Linked DNA regions of Homo sapiens: all the other regions are linked to region 1. Evidence: chromatin contacts called from ENCODE Hi-C or POLR2A ChIA-PET data. All regions are on one chromosome and are shown on one strand. Each heading gives the region's core, a stretch centred on a gene start or an enhancer-like site at or near the end of the contact. The rest is flanking DNA. Distances are from core to core; before and after follow the strand shown. Region 1 holds the start of GLTC1 (glycolysis associated regulator of LDHA post-transcriptional modification 1). Region 2 holds the start of NUDT8 (nudix hydrolase 8). Region 3 overlaps LRP5 (LDL receptor related protein 5).

Region 1 (3,073 bases), core at 574-3,073:
AGGAGACTGGACTCCCCTACCCCCAGCAAAGGCTTCTTTGGTCCTACCTGCACGTGCAGCCTGGGCCAGGGCCCGCAGCAGCATAGGCGTGGTCAGGCAGCGCATCTGGTGGCATAAAAAGGGATGGAGGGTGGGGTGTGCCCAAGAACCATCCTCTTCTGAGACTGGCACCGCAAGGATCCCAAGTCTCCACTGACATGTGTCACTTTGCCCTCTACTCGCACCCCATTGCTGTCAGAGGCACAGATGGCTTTCCTGTTCCCAGCGCCTCCCAGCTTTCCATCTGATTCAGCTTGGCTGAGCTACAATTCAGTTTCTGTGGACCCCAAGTTCTGCCTCACCTAAGAAACCTTTTAAATCCATCCTTCCTTTCTCCCTCCCAGAGATCCTGTTTCCCACCTTTCTGCTCCTCCCTTCATCCTCCCCAAATCTAACCAAAAACAACATTACCAGCCCCCGCCAGCATGCACTGAGAGCGAACTTTGTTAGCTCTCCTCCCCCAGGAACCGTGCCCAGGGGTGGAAAGCGCTGCCATCCTATCCTTACAAGGACTCCACGAGGGAGGCACAAATAAGGCGCTGGGACTCAGTTTGTTGAGTGACTCGCTAGGGCTGGGTGTGGTGGCTCACGCCTGTAATCCCAGCACTTTGGGAGGCTGAGGCAGGTGGATCACCTGAGGTCAGGAGTTTGAGACCAGCCTGGCTAACATGGTGGAACCCCGTCCCTACCAAAAAATACAGAAATTAGCCAGGTGTGGTGGTGGGCACTTATAATCCCAGCTACTCGGGAGGTTGAGGTAGGAGAATCGCTTGAACCCAGGAGGCAGAAGTTGCAGTGAGCCCAGACTGCACCACTGCCCTCCAACCTGGGCGACAGAGTGAGACCTTGTCTCAAAAAAAAGATAAAAAAGTGACTTGTCGGAAGTCACACGATAAGGAGGTGGGCCGAGGATCGGAACCCAGCCCTGCCCTGCTGGAAACTCTTCAAGGCCTGAACAGTCCTCGGTACCACATTCCTTTCCCCAGCTTCAAGGCCCTCCTGGAACTGTCCCCCAGCCTGCCGCGTGACCTTGGGCAGATGATGTGACCTGACCTCCGTCTTCTCACCTATGAAGTGGGTTGGGGGCGGTTGGTCTTGGGAATTAGGGGAGCCCGTACATGCCAAGGGCACCCCAGAGCCCGGCACTTAGCCGGCGCTCATAAGAGCTCATCCCACGACCTGTGAACCCCCTAACAGGCCCACTCCTTTGGATCACTGACTGCAGTTCCAGGGACCCAACCCAGCACCTTCCCCACCTTCCCAGTGATCTCCGACCCTAACTAGGCCGGTGGCGCAGAGCGGGCGGCGCATGCGCCCTGAGAGCCGGCTCCCCGCTGCACCTGAAGGACACGGAGGCCGCGGATCCTGAGTGAGCCGAGGGGAAGCCCAGGCGCAGAGCTGGCGGCGCCAACGGGGACACCACACTCGCCCCCGACGCCACGCTGCCCAAGCCCGACTTTCACGGCCAAAACGTGAACACCCACCTTGAAGCGCCGCCGCTACTTGCCTTGCCAAGCAGGCCAGTCAATCGGGAGGCGGAGGCTACACTGTAGGACGCTGCCATTGGGCCAGCGGGTTCCCCCTTTTCTGTATTGATGCTTCATGGTGTGGTCTGATTGGCCAGCAAGGCTGCTGAAAGAGGCGGGATTCAGAAATATCTTTCTTTTGATTGGCTAGGAGAGACCGGCGCTTGAAGTTTGTAGGGGGCCGCCATGTTGGTTTGGGGAGGCCAATAAGTGAAGACCTCCGAGCCGCTGGAGGCGGGACATCCGGGGCGTGGTTTAGAAAGAGTGCTTTCGCCGTGGGTGCAGAGGGTGGGCCCGCCGGGTTGGGTGGGGGGCGTGTGATGACGGTAATGGCGACGAGATGCTCAACTCACGCGGCCTCTTTTAATCCTCACAGCAGCTCTGCGTGGAGAAACTACAGTAACGTGTTACCACGTTAAGGCGGGAAGCTGAGGCATGGGAGTATTTAGTAACGTTCCCGGGCCGTAGAGCTGCGGTGTGCGGCCGCCTGATCCACCTGATCTGTATGACTCCCGTACTCAACCAGCCTATGTTTCCTACCAGCGAATTTTTTTTTTTTTTTTTTTTTTTTTCTTTTTTTGAGACAATCTGGCTCTGTGGCTCAGGCTGGAATGCAGTGGTGCGATCTCGGCTCACTGCAGCCTCGACCTCCCAGGCTCGGGTGATCCTCACTTCTCAGCCTCCCGAGCAGCTGGAACCACAGTCGCCTGCCACCACCAGGCTCGGCTAATTTTTGTATTTTTTGTAGAGACGGGGTCTCGCCATGTTGCCCAGGCTGGTCTGGAACTCCTGGACTCAGGCGATCCTCCTGCCTCGGCCTGCCAAAGTGCTGGGATTACAGGCGTGAGCCACCACGCCGGGCCTTTCCCCGGGAATGCTGTGGTAGAGGGACCCGCAGAGGCCCCGAGGCTGCCTGCATGTGTGTGTTGGGAGGATCTGCGCTGAGGGTAGGTAGGAGTTGGGCAGGCCAGGACAGGAAGGAGGCAGAGGGCATGTCCCATGCCCGTGCAGAGGGAGGACACGCATGGTAGACCAGGACGAGGACAAGGGCAGGCTCAGTGTGTGCAAAGGGGACAGTGGTTTGGGATTTGCATGCAGATGCCCGAGCCTCCAAAGGACCTGTGGGCCACAGGGAGACCCTGGGGGAGTTCAAGCTGAGGAGTGGAGAGGGCTTTGGGCTGGTCAGCAGGTGCTCAGAGGAGAGGGGCTGGCCCTAGAGAGAAGGGAGGTCTTGGGATGGTGGCCCACACCTGACCCTGGCCCTTCATCAGGTGATTCCTGCGTGGATGCCTGCGGGGATTCCTGCGTGGATTGGGGAAGTCCTGCAGCATTACAGAATTGTTACCCAACGCCAGGGCCTTGGTCCAGAGTCCTGTTGCTAGATGCACAGAAAGCAAATCACTGAGATGTAAGTATTGCCAGGGAAGAAGGCTTTATTCAGGTGACATCAGCCAGAGAGACAGGAGACGAAACTCAGGTCCACCCCTGTCCCTCTTCCCGACTAAAGT
Region 2 (4,795 bases), core at 12-2,511, 400 kb after region 1:
GCCCAGTGCCGTCCGCATCCCTGGGAGCACACAGTAATATTAAAAGTGGTGACTCCAGCCCAGTGGCAGGGCTGCACTTGCCCAGATGAGGATCGAAACTGGCGCTCAGAGAGGCGCGGGACCTGCTCAACGTCACACAGCAGAGCATGGCGGACACCCGCCACCCCACGTTTAAATGCTGTGCGCAAGGCTGGGGTCATCTGGTCCCCAAGCCCAGGGTCTGGTGGAAGGGCGCAGAACCACGGTGGTCAGTGACCACAGGGGCCGAGGTAGGAAAGGGGGAGGGATTTGGGAATCCGGTCAAGACTCAAGGCAGGAAGGGAGAAGAGCTCTGGACGCTGGGACAAGGAGGTCAAAGGCCTGGGGCTGGAGTCCGACGGAGCCAGAGGGGAAGACAAGACTGGGGGCGGCGCGCGCCACCCAGCGGTATCGGGAGGGAGGACCGGAGGGAGGGCTGGGCCGGACGCTCCTCTCGCGCACCGATCGACCTCGGGTTCCTGGAGGGGCGTCCCCGTGGGATCCCGGCTCCGTACATCCTGGAGCCCCTAGGGGAGGGACGGACCAGTGGGGGCCGGCGGGGCCTCATCAGACACCCCAACGCCAGGACCCAACGGGACCGAGGACGGTCGCCGGGCGCTTCACGGTTCGCGTGGTTTCAGGATCTCGGAGAACACAACCGGCAGGTCCTGCAGCTCCGCGCCCATCTCCCTCCCCGCGGCCACACCCCCGGCCACGGCCCGGCCCTGCCGGAAGCACAGTCCTCCTGGCCACGCCCCCCAGTCCTTCGTAGCAAAAGCTCCGGTCCAGGCCCCGCCCCCAGCCCGCCCCAACCTCGATTGCCTACTAGGCCCCGCCGCCCTTTGGCAGTAACGTCCGAGTCCGGCTCCCGCGCAGGCCCCGCCCCGCCCCGCCCCGCCGCCCTCCGTCCCTCCCATCCGGGGGACTCAACGCGTCCCACCGAGGCCCCGCCTTCAAACAGGCCCCGCCCCCTAACGGACCCCGTCCCACCGAGGACCCGCCTTCAAACAGGCCCCGCCCCCGAACAGACCCAGTCCCACCGAGGCCCCGTCTCCGGGAAGGCCCCGCCCACGAACAGACCCACCCCACTGAGGCCCCCCGACGCCGCTGCCGCTCTGCAGCCCCCCAGGCGGGACGCGTCGCGCGGGCTGCCCCTTCTCCCTCTCAGCTTTCGGAGGGACCCGGGCTGAGCGCCCCGCCCCGCCTCGCCCCGCCTCTTCCCTCGCCCGATCCCGCGCCCTCAGTGTCCCGGCCGCGCAGGACTTGACATGCTGCCCGACTGCCTGTCGGCCGAGGGCGAGCTGCGCTGCCGCCGGCTGCTGGCAGGGGCCACGGCCCGGCTCCGCGCGCGGCCCGCGTCGGCCGCGGTGCTCGTGCCGCTCTGCTCAGTGCGTGGGGTCCCGGCGCTGCTGTACACGCTGCGGTCCAGCCGCCTGACCGGGAGGCACAAGGGCGACGTCAGGTACAGCGGCCGGGAACTCCTCGCCCTTTGCCGGAGGCTACAGGAGCCCGGGGCTGGCAGGGACCTCTGGCAGGGCACTTAGCCCCTTCGAGCCTCGGTTTCCGCCTCCGTAAAATGGGTCTGGGGAGAGTCCCTCCGCCCAAGGGCTGCAGCGAGAGGTCAGCGATCCGTGTCCGTCGGCCCCGGTGCACCTGCCGGGGCGCCACGTCCTCGCCGCGTGGGCCCCTCGTACGCGTCCTTGCGCGCACGCCTGGGCCGGGACACCCCTTTGAGCTGTTTCCCGCTTAGAGGGCGGACGCCGCCCCCTGCCGGCGACTACGGAGAGGTTCGGGCCCCGCCCGGCGGGAATTAAGAACATCCTGAGGACAATGTCAGTGTTGCTGGGGCCACCATAGGCCGAATTTGGGTATCTGAGCCCCAGGATCTTCTTGCCCCTGCTGCAGACCCTCTTATCCTGCGCTGTCCCGGGCCTCTCTTCCTTATCCCCATTGCTCAGGGAGGTAAACTGGCCTCCAGAGGTCGCATGGCTTGCCTGGGGCCTCCCAGTAAACTAGGGGCAGAGGCAGGCGACACTTCGGTGGGCCAGTGGCCCCCCCCGCACTGCCGATACCCCGACCTCTCCGTGGCCCCAAGAGTCCAAGGACCAGACTCCTTGTGTCTGTTTAGTTTCCCAGGCGGCAAGTGCGACCCGGCTGACCAAGATGTGGTGCACACGGCCCTGCGGGAAACCCGGGAGGAGCTGGGCCTGGCAGTGCCCGAGGAGCACGTGTGGGGCCTGCTGCGGCCTGTGTATGATCCGGTAAGCCACTTGGCTGAGGCCACCCCACCCCATTCACTCACTCTGTGCCTGCCCTGGAGCTGGGCTACCAGGGACCAGGAGAGTGGTCATGGACCCCCACGGGCACAAAGTGTGGAAGGGTGCCCCTAACCTGCCTGGTCACATGCACCACCCCACACACCCCCTCGGGAAGGGATTGGGGAGGCTCTGGTGTCCTGAGTAGAGGTGGCCCAGGGCGATGGGGTGGGCCAGCTCCACTCAGTTTGGTGGATTAGGGTCAGGGAAGCTTCATGGGGTAGGCAGGGATTGAACCCAGGCTTGAATGCCAAGTGGGAGATTGTCCTAAGCAGAGGGAACAGGTCTAGTGCATTTGAGGGGACCTGAGTCAGTCAGCATGGCTGGAGGACACAGGCAGGTGGACCCGAACATGACTACCAAAGGCCTATGCATGGCAAAGGGGTCTTCCTCTCACACTCCCCTCCCCAGCCTTCAAACCCAGCGAAGGCCATGCTTCCCTGACCACCTGCCCTCTTCCCCAGCAAAAGGCCACCGTGGTGCCAGTGCTTGCTGGTGTAGGCCCACTGGATCCCCAGAGCCTCAGGCCCAACTCGGAGGAGGTGAGCTGGGGGATATGAGGGGGTTGGGCTGTTCCAGTCCTCTGTCTACCCTCTCTGCCTCCTGCCTGCAGGTAGATGAGGTGTTTGCACTGCCGCTGGCCCACCTGCTGCAGACGCAGAATCAGGGCTATACCCACTTCTGCCGGGGTGGCCACTTCCGCTACACACTACCCGTCTTCCTGCATGGACCACACCGGGTCTGGGGCCTCACAGCTGTCATCACTGAGTTTGCCCTGCAGCTGCTGGCACCTGGTACCTACCAGCCCCGCCTGGCCGGCCTGACCTGCTCAGGGGCTGAGGGTCTGGCCCGCCCTAAGCAGCCCCTGGCTTCACCCTGTCAGGCCAGCTCCACTCCAGGACTGAATAAAGGTCTTTGACAGCTCTAGAGCTCTTGCTTCTGCTGTACTGGGGCCTTGACCTTGGGCAGACCACTCCAGGTCGCTGGCTGGGGCTCCTCCTTCCAGTCACGCCATGCCCCACAGCAATGGACACTTCCTGGGTGCCAAGTACTTGGAGTCAATTCATCTCACCCTCACAACAGCCCATAAGGCAGGGCCAACACTGTCTCTGGCTGGTGAGACTGCTTTCAGGGAGGAGAGACACCTTGCCTAAGGGCCCCACGCTGGGATTGGAACCAGAGCTCTCAGACTCCACAGCCCAGACTCTTAGGCACTGCACTGCCCTGTCTCAGCCTGCACCTCCTGTTCTCTCTGCTGTGCCTGGCTGACGCTGTGCTGGGCTCCGGGATCCCAGAGAGGAGTAAGGCGCACCCATGCCCCTGGGTGTTACTGCAGGAGTCTAACATGCAGAGCCCCTGTGTGTGCCAGCTGCTGTGTGGGGGCCACAGCTGTGGACCGGTCAGATGCTCACCTGCCGTCCAGAGGGGGTGCTCAGTCTAGGGGAGACCTCAGACCAGGTCACACAGATAATCATGTGGTTCCACATTAATTAATCACAGATAATAGTGGAATTATATAAGACATCAACTAGGTAGACCAGGGTTCTGTGAAAGAGCTGAGGGAGCGGGTGGTCTGAGCTTGCCGTGGAGGATGGCTGGATCCAGGGGCTCGGGCTCCCCTCTTGCTGTGCTTTGCGCTGTGCTGGCCTCAGCCCCAAGGAGGTTGTCTGTAGTGCAGAGCGTGAGAGGTTGAGGAGAGGGCAGCAGCATCCATCAACAGAAAACACGGCCGCTCCTTCCCGGCCAGTCTAACCTAGAATTGCACTTCACTGGCCTGCCTTGAGTCACATGTCCTTCCCTGAGCCTGTCACATGGCCGGTTGTGTGTCCGGAATTGGTGGGTTCTTGGTCTCACTGACTTCAAGAATGAAGCCATGGACCCTCACAGTGAGTGTTACAGCTCTTAAGGTGGTGCGTCTGGAGTTTGTTTCTTCTGATGTTCGGATGTGTTTGGAGTTTCTTCCTTCTGGTGAGTTCGTGGTCTCGCTGGCTCAGGAGTGAAGCTACAGACCTTTGTGGTGAGTGTTACAGCTCATAAAAGCAGTGTGGACCCAAAGAGTGAGCAGTAGCAAGATGTATTGCAAAGAGCGAAAGAACAAAGCTTCCACAGTGTGGAAGGGGACCTGAGCGGGTTGCCACTGCTGGCTCGGGCAGCCTGCTTTTATTCTCTTATCTGGCCCCACCCACATCCTGCTGATTGGTAGAGCCGAGTGGTTTGACAGGGCACTGATTGGTGCGTTTACAATCCCTGAGCTAGACACAAAGGTTCTCCACATCCCCACCAGGTTAGTTAGATACAGAGTGTTGACACAAAGGTTCTCCAAGGCCCCACCAGAGTAGCTAGATACAGAGTGTCCATTGGTGCATTCACAAACCCTGAGCTAGACACAGGGTGCTGATTGGTGTATTTACAATCCCTGAGCTAGACATAAAGGTTCTCCAAGGACCCATCAGAGTAGCTAG
Region 3 (4,795 bases), core at 1,293-3,792, 340 kb before region 1:
ACCCTGCAGCTCAGGGGCCACGTAAATAGTGCCACCTTGAAGGCACACAGCAGTGCGGGGCCCCCCCCGCCACCAACGCATCCCTACCTCTAGGAGGCCGCCTGTGTGCCCCTGGGAACGCTGCTCCCTGTCCCTTGGGGTCCCGGTGTGACCACCCTCTCAGCCCCTTCCTTGGGGAAGGCACCTGACTCCCTACACCCAGCTGGCTTTCATTTGCTCAAAATCAGGAAAAAGCAGAATTCAAGACATCACAGAAATGTCTTCGCCTGTAACTCCATGAAAGATAAACGGTCAGACACCCAGGAGGGAGTCCCAGGGACCCTTGAGTCTCACCTGAGGCTCTGGCTTCAAACCTCGAGATGTTTCCAGCCATGCTAGCGCCGCCCCCCACAACCTGCCCCACACAGTCCTCCCTTGGGAACTCACAGATTTGGCCCCCACCTGCCCCGTTTCTTCTGGTGGAGTGGGTGCGTTGGGTTGGGGTGGGGCTGGGGACTCTGGATGTGTCTTAAGAGTCTGAGTGATTCTGACACAGCCAGGCCCTGCCCCCCTCCTGACCTTCGCCCCACAGGAAAGGGAGCCACACGCCTGAAGCGCCCAGCACACCCCCCTCCGTCCTCCCCAGGTCACCCGCTGGCCGTGTGAGCCGTGCTCCCCACTGCCCCTTCACCCACCCCAGCTCCTCCTGGCAGCACCCAGCCTTGGAAGCTACTTCTGATTACAACCGCCGAAGGAAGACTCGCTCCCTCGGCACTGACCCAGACAGCCTGCACCATCACGCTGCTCAGCACAACCCACACAGCCTTCCTCCAAACCCCATGGAGCGGGGAGTATAATCACCCCCTTTCTACCAACGGACAAACTGAAGCACAGAGAGGTTAAGTCACTTTCCTAAGCTCCCAACACGATGACAAAAAATAGAAGGTCAGCCCGCAAGTGGAACTAGGTGCTCCAAGTCCCCGGTCTGCCTGACACTGCACCTCCTCGCCGCCACGGTCCCGGGTCCGCCTGACGCTGCACCTCCTCGCCGCCACGGTCCCGGGTCTGCCTGACACTGCACCTCCTCAACACCACCACGGTCCCGGGTCTGCCTGACACTGCACCTCCTCACCACCACCACAGTCCCGGGTCTGCCTGACACTGCATTTCCTCATCACCACAGTCCCGGGTCTGCCTGACACTGCATTTCCTCATCACCACGGTCCCGGGTCTGCCTGACACTGCACCTCCTCACCGCCACGGTCCCGGGTCTGCCTGACACTGCACTTTCTCAACACCACTCCTTGGCCGGCTCCCAACTACAAACCAAGCCATGTCTTCCATCCTGAATCCTCTTGGCCTAAACATCACTCACAATGCCTCCCTCGGGAACAGGCACAAGTCCCACCAGCACAGCCTCCTTCGTTACCTGCGTTTCCGCTAGCCCAGGGCCAGCTCCAGAGCCCTCACCACAGAGCCTCTATCCTTCACCCCCGGACACTGGACCTCACCAACCCATAGCCTGGAGGAGATCCCTGTGTGACCCCAGGGCCTCCTCTGCCCGACTCTGAATTTCACTGCCCAACGTGACACCTCGGAAGGCTCTCTGGGCACTGGCAGCCCTCCATGGGCACCGCTCCTTCTGGCCAGCTCTGACATCCCGGCTGGTGAGGTGCCCTGCACGAGGCCTCTGCCCACTGGGACCTCACAGCCGTGCTGTCAGCTGCAACAAGCGACAGAATTTCACGTTTTCTTCACGTTGCCCCTGGGTGAGCAGCTCCAGGTAGTTTTCAGTCGAGGCGAGGCGTCCCGTCAGCAGCCAGGCGGCACAGCTAATTCATGCCCGCCGGGCGCACGGCCGCAATACCAATGGGCACCTGCAGCCTGGAAAGCCACAGAGGAACCGAGAACAGCGACTGTGCTCAGGTGACAGGACTGTGGTCTTTTAACAAAACATTTTCCTTTAACGTGATATTTTACGGCAAGGAATGAAACCTGGAGGGCAGGACATTTGGATACTAAAGCCCCAGGCTGCCGCGTGGTCTGCTTTGTGAAGTCTGAAGCCCGCGCCCCATTCTGGCCCCGCTCACAGGTCCGGCTCTGACTCACCAGCTTCAATGCTAGGCCGTGCCTGTCCTCCAACCAGAACATGACTTCCTTAAGGACAAAGCCGTTTCTCGCCCATCCCCATCTCCCTCTGGATTAAGAAATATGGGAAGATCTTCTAGAACCACCTCAAATTTGCAGAGAGCCATCCTGGTGACAAACCCTTGAAATGCTTCTAAGAAGAGTTTAGGTTTCTTCTCAACTCTAAAACCTCTAGAAAACTCTATTTCCACACCAGCTGCCCCTGGAACACTTCAGCTTCAAAAGGGCCCAGGGCAGGGAGACGGAGGAGCCAGCATCCACACCGAGCACCAGCCTGTTAATTAACGGGAAGCGGGTGGGGCCCATCTCCAGGCAGCTCTGAGGTCAGACTGGGGAACCATGCTTACAAAAAAAAGTGAACTGAAACGCTCACGTCCTCATGCAAAACCAGACTCCCAGTTGCATCTTTCTGTCTCATTGAGGAGCTTTTTCCTCCCTTTGACAGAACACCCTACACACGGCATCTGGAACCAAAGCAGAAAGATTCAGGCTCAGAGTAAAACAGTCCCCACACTGGCTGCATGTGGACGTTCCCGGCCCAGAGTCTCGCCCAAGCAGGGCCTATAAATGACACAAAATGTTTTTCTCCTGCGTGCCAGTCATGCTCCAACTGAGTTATGTGTAAAAGTGCCTCTCACGGCTGAGGGCAAAAACAGTTCCCACAAGACTAGAGAAAGGTGACCCCTGACGGCTGAGTCTCTAGGGAGCGTGGAGCTGCGTGCTCAGCCCTGCGGCCCTGACGGCTCTGGAATGGAAAAGCTATCCAACTGGAAGGGCAGGGCTCGCTGCTAGTCCAGCGGTCCAACCCCACAGGTGTCTGTGGTGTCAGCTCCATGCCACAGAGCCCAGGGCTGGGGCCAGAGCCACCAGGCCCCCTGCCAGCCTGCAGGGGCCTCCTCCTCTGGGTAGCCTAACCACCCCCTGTGAGCGCAGGCAGCCTCCTCTAATCACCACAGGGCCTGTCCCCCCCTCTCCCCCGCTTGCAGGAAAATGAGCCCTGAGGACTCCCCAGGGCTGCTCTGGGCCTGGACATGGAGACTGGGAATTACATTTGCAGAAGGAGCGCAATGCCCTTGAAGGGCTCAGCCACGAGCAGCCAGTCCCCAGGGCTCAGAAGGCCCAGCTGTTAGAACCCTGGGAGCCAGCAAAGAGCCAGGGGCTCCACCTAAGTCTATAGCCCCTGCCTCTTCTGGTTGGGAAAGAAATCAACGCCCCTTTACTGGCTCCCACTGACAGCCCACTCCCCCAGGTATGGGAGGATTCTGGGACGATGCAGGCAAACCTGGACCCTGAGTGAACCTGCCCCAGCTCTCACGGGCCTGGCACCAGCCACAGCACCTAAGGCGCCGGTCATGGTGACAACATGAAGGTGATAAGGGCATGGACAGTGGACATGGCAGCTGGACACTGGGCACCCACTGGATGCCAGGCACCCAGCACGGCTCCGTCACCCCTGGATGAGCAGTGGCCCTTTGCAAGCCAGGGTAGCCTGGGCAAGTTATTTGGGGGTCTCCAAGCTTGTCCAGCTGTGCGACTTCACTGAGCCATGAGTCTGGGATTTTATCAGGGCCCACACCCGTTCCTGGAACTCTGATACGTGAGGGAGCCACACAGGGACCCTTAACAAAAGCTCCCAGGGCAACATGTTCTCTTGCCTCAGTCTCCCAAATAGCTGGGATTACAGGCGCACGACTACCGCCCGGCTAATTTTTGTATTTTTAGTAGAGACAGGGTTTCACCATGTTGGCCAGGCTGGTCTTGAACCCCTGACCTCAAATGATCCTTCCACTGTTAGGGCAAGGCACCTGACAGGCACGACTGCACGATCTGCTTGTTGGGGGCTGTGTCCATTCCCCACTCCTTCGACAAATGTCCACACCCAGCCTTGCTTTGACACCCCAAGAACAGAGATGGTGACACCTGCTTCCTACATGCCCATTGCTCTCCCAAGGCAGACATCCCCAGCAGATGCAACACAGTGTTTAGGCAGACATCACCAATCGATGGTGGCAACAGACACCAGGCCCTGCTCCCTCTAACTCCAGTGGCCAGGCCCCAAGCCAGCTCTCACCTGCCCACTCCCAACCCACAGCAGCAAGACTCAGAAATGGCAAAAACACAAAGAGAACAGAAACGCCCCATAGCGGGAGGATGACTAAAAGACATGTCTTGATAAGATATTGTTCAGGCATAGGCCAGGCACAGTGGCTCATGCCTGTGATCCTAGAACTTTAGGAGGCTGAGGTAGGTGGATCACCTGAGGTTAGGAGTTCAAGACCAGCCTAGCCAACATGGTGAAACCCCATCTCTACTAAACATACAAAAATTAGCCAGACATAGTAGCGGGCGCCTGTAATCCCAGCTGCTTGGGAGGCTGAGGCAGGAGAATTGCTTGAACCTGGGAGGTGGAAGCTGCTGTGAGCCACTGTACTCCAACCTGGACAACAGAGCAAGACTCTGTCTCAAAAAAAAAAAAAAAAAAAGATATCCTTCACTAAAACTCATGTCTTTGATACATATTTACCTCCTGCAATCGCAAATGCTTCTGCAGTGCATAAAGTGAAATAAATAGCAGGAAGCCTTACGGTTCGATCACCCACACAGACACACAGTCACATACAGGAAAAACGCAGGGAGGGCTGGGGAACAAAAAAACAGAAGATAAAAT

Evidence for each region. Hi-C counts contacts between places; a loop is a spot of excess contacts on that map. ChIA-PET counts read pairs that join two places held with the same protein, here RNA polymerase II (POLR2A). Pooled maps may share reads with other maps.
Region 2: a loop to region 1 is called in a pooled map, with 21 times the contacts of the local background. The contact joins the promoter of NUDT8 here to the promoter of GLTC1 in region 1. A Hi-C loop is called at or near these places in 9 of 50 pooled maps. POLR2A ChIA-PET finds 5 or more read pairs at or near these places in 3 of 52 experiments (PC-9, WTC11 and activated CD4-positive, alpha-beta T cell).
Region 3: a map with no recorded cell type shows a loop between it and region 1 (5-fold over the local background). The contact joins the enhancer-like site here to the promoter of GLTC1 in region 1. A Hi-C loop is called at or near these places in 3 of 37 single-sample maps with no recorded cell type and 5 of 50 pooled maps. POLR2A ChIA-PET finds 5 or more read pairs at or near these places in 3 of 52 experiments (BJ, GM12878 and H1).

What each region holds. Positions count from the first base shown.
Region 1 is chr11:68,029,184-68,032,256 of GRCh38, reverse strand. It overlaps GLTC1 (glycolysis associated regulator of LDHA post-transcriptional modification 1), which reads left to right and starts at 1,823. Exons shown (of 4, transcript NR_197583.1): 1 at 1,823-1,964; 2 at 2,837-2,973. It overlaps ALDH3B1 (aldehyde dehydrogenase 3 family member B1), which reads right to left. Exons shown (of 10, transcript NM_000694.4): 10 at 2,981-3,073. It overlaps NDUFS8 (NADH:ubiquinone oxidoreductase core subunit S8), which reads right to left and starts at 1,576. Exons shown (of 7, transcript NM_002496.4): 1 at 1,524-1,576; 2 at 48-105. The coding sequence starts at 105. RefSeq lists enhancers at 1,370-1,549, 1,541-1,835.
Region 2 is chr11:67,626,403-67,631,197 of GRCh38, reverse strand. It overlaps NUDT8 (nudix hydrolase 8), which reads left to right and starts at 1,261. Exons shown (of 4, transcript NM_001243750.2): 1 at 1,261-1,480; 2 at 2,147-2,279; 3 at 2,798-2,875; 4 at 2,947-3,260. The coding sequence starts at 1,287. The coding sequence ends at 3,252. LOC124902696 (a long non-coding RNA gene) reads right to left here. Exons shown (of 2, transcript XR_007062741.1): 2 at 3,805-4,795. RefSeq lists silencers at 339-508, 629-1,418, 1,709-1,858, 2,426-2,720.
Region 3 is chr11:68,368,663-68,373,457 of GRCh38, reverse strand. All of the region lies in intron 5 of LRP5 (LDL receptor related protein 5), which reads right to left. Among named protein-coding and RNA genes, the nearest start is that of LRP5, 58 kb to the right of the region's middle. RefSeq lists an enhancer at 2,174-2,223. Within about 2 kb of position 2,542, at least 17 of the 41 ENCODE cell types and tissues checked have a DNase peak (open chromatin) inside an H3K27ac peak, as active enhancers do; they include GM12878, where a contact is called at or near this core.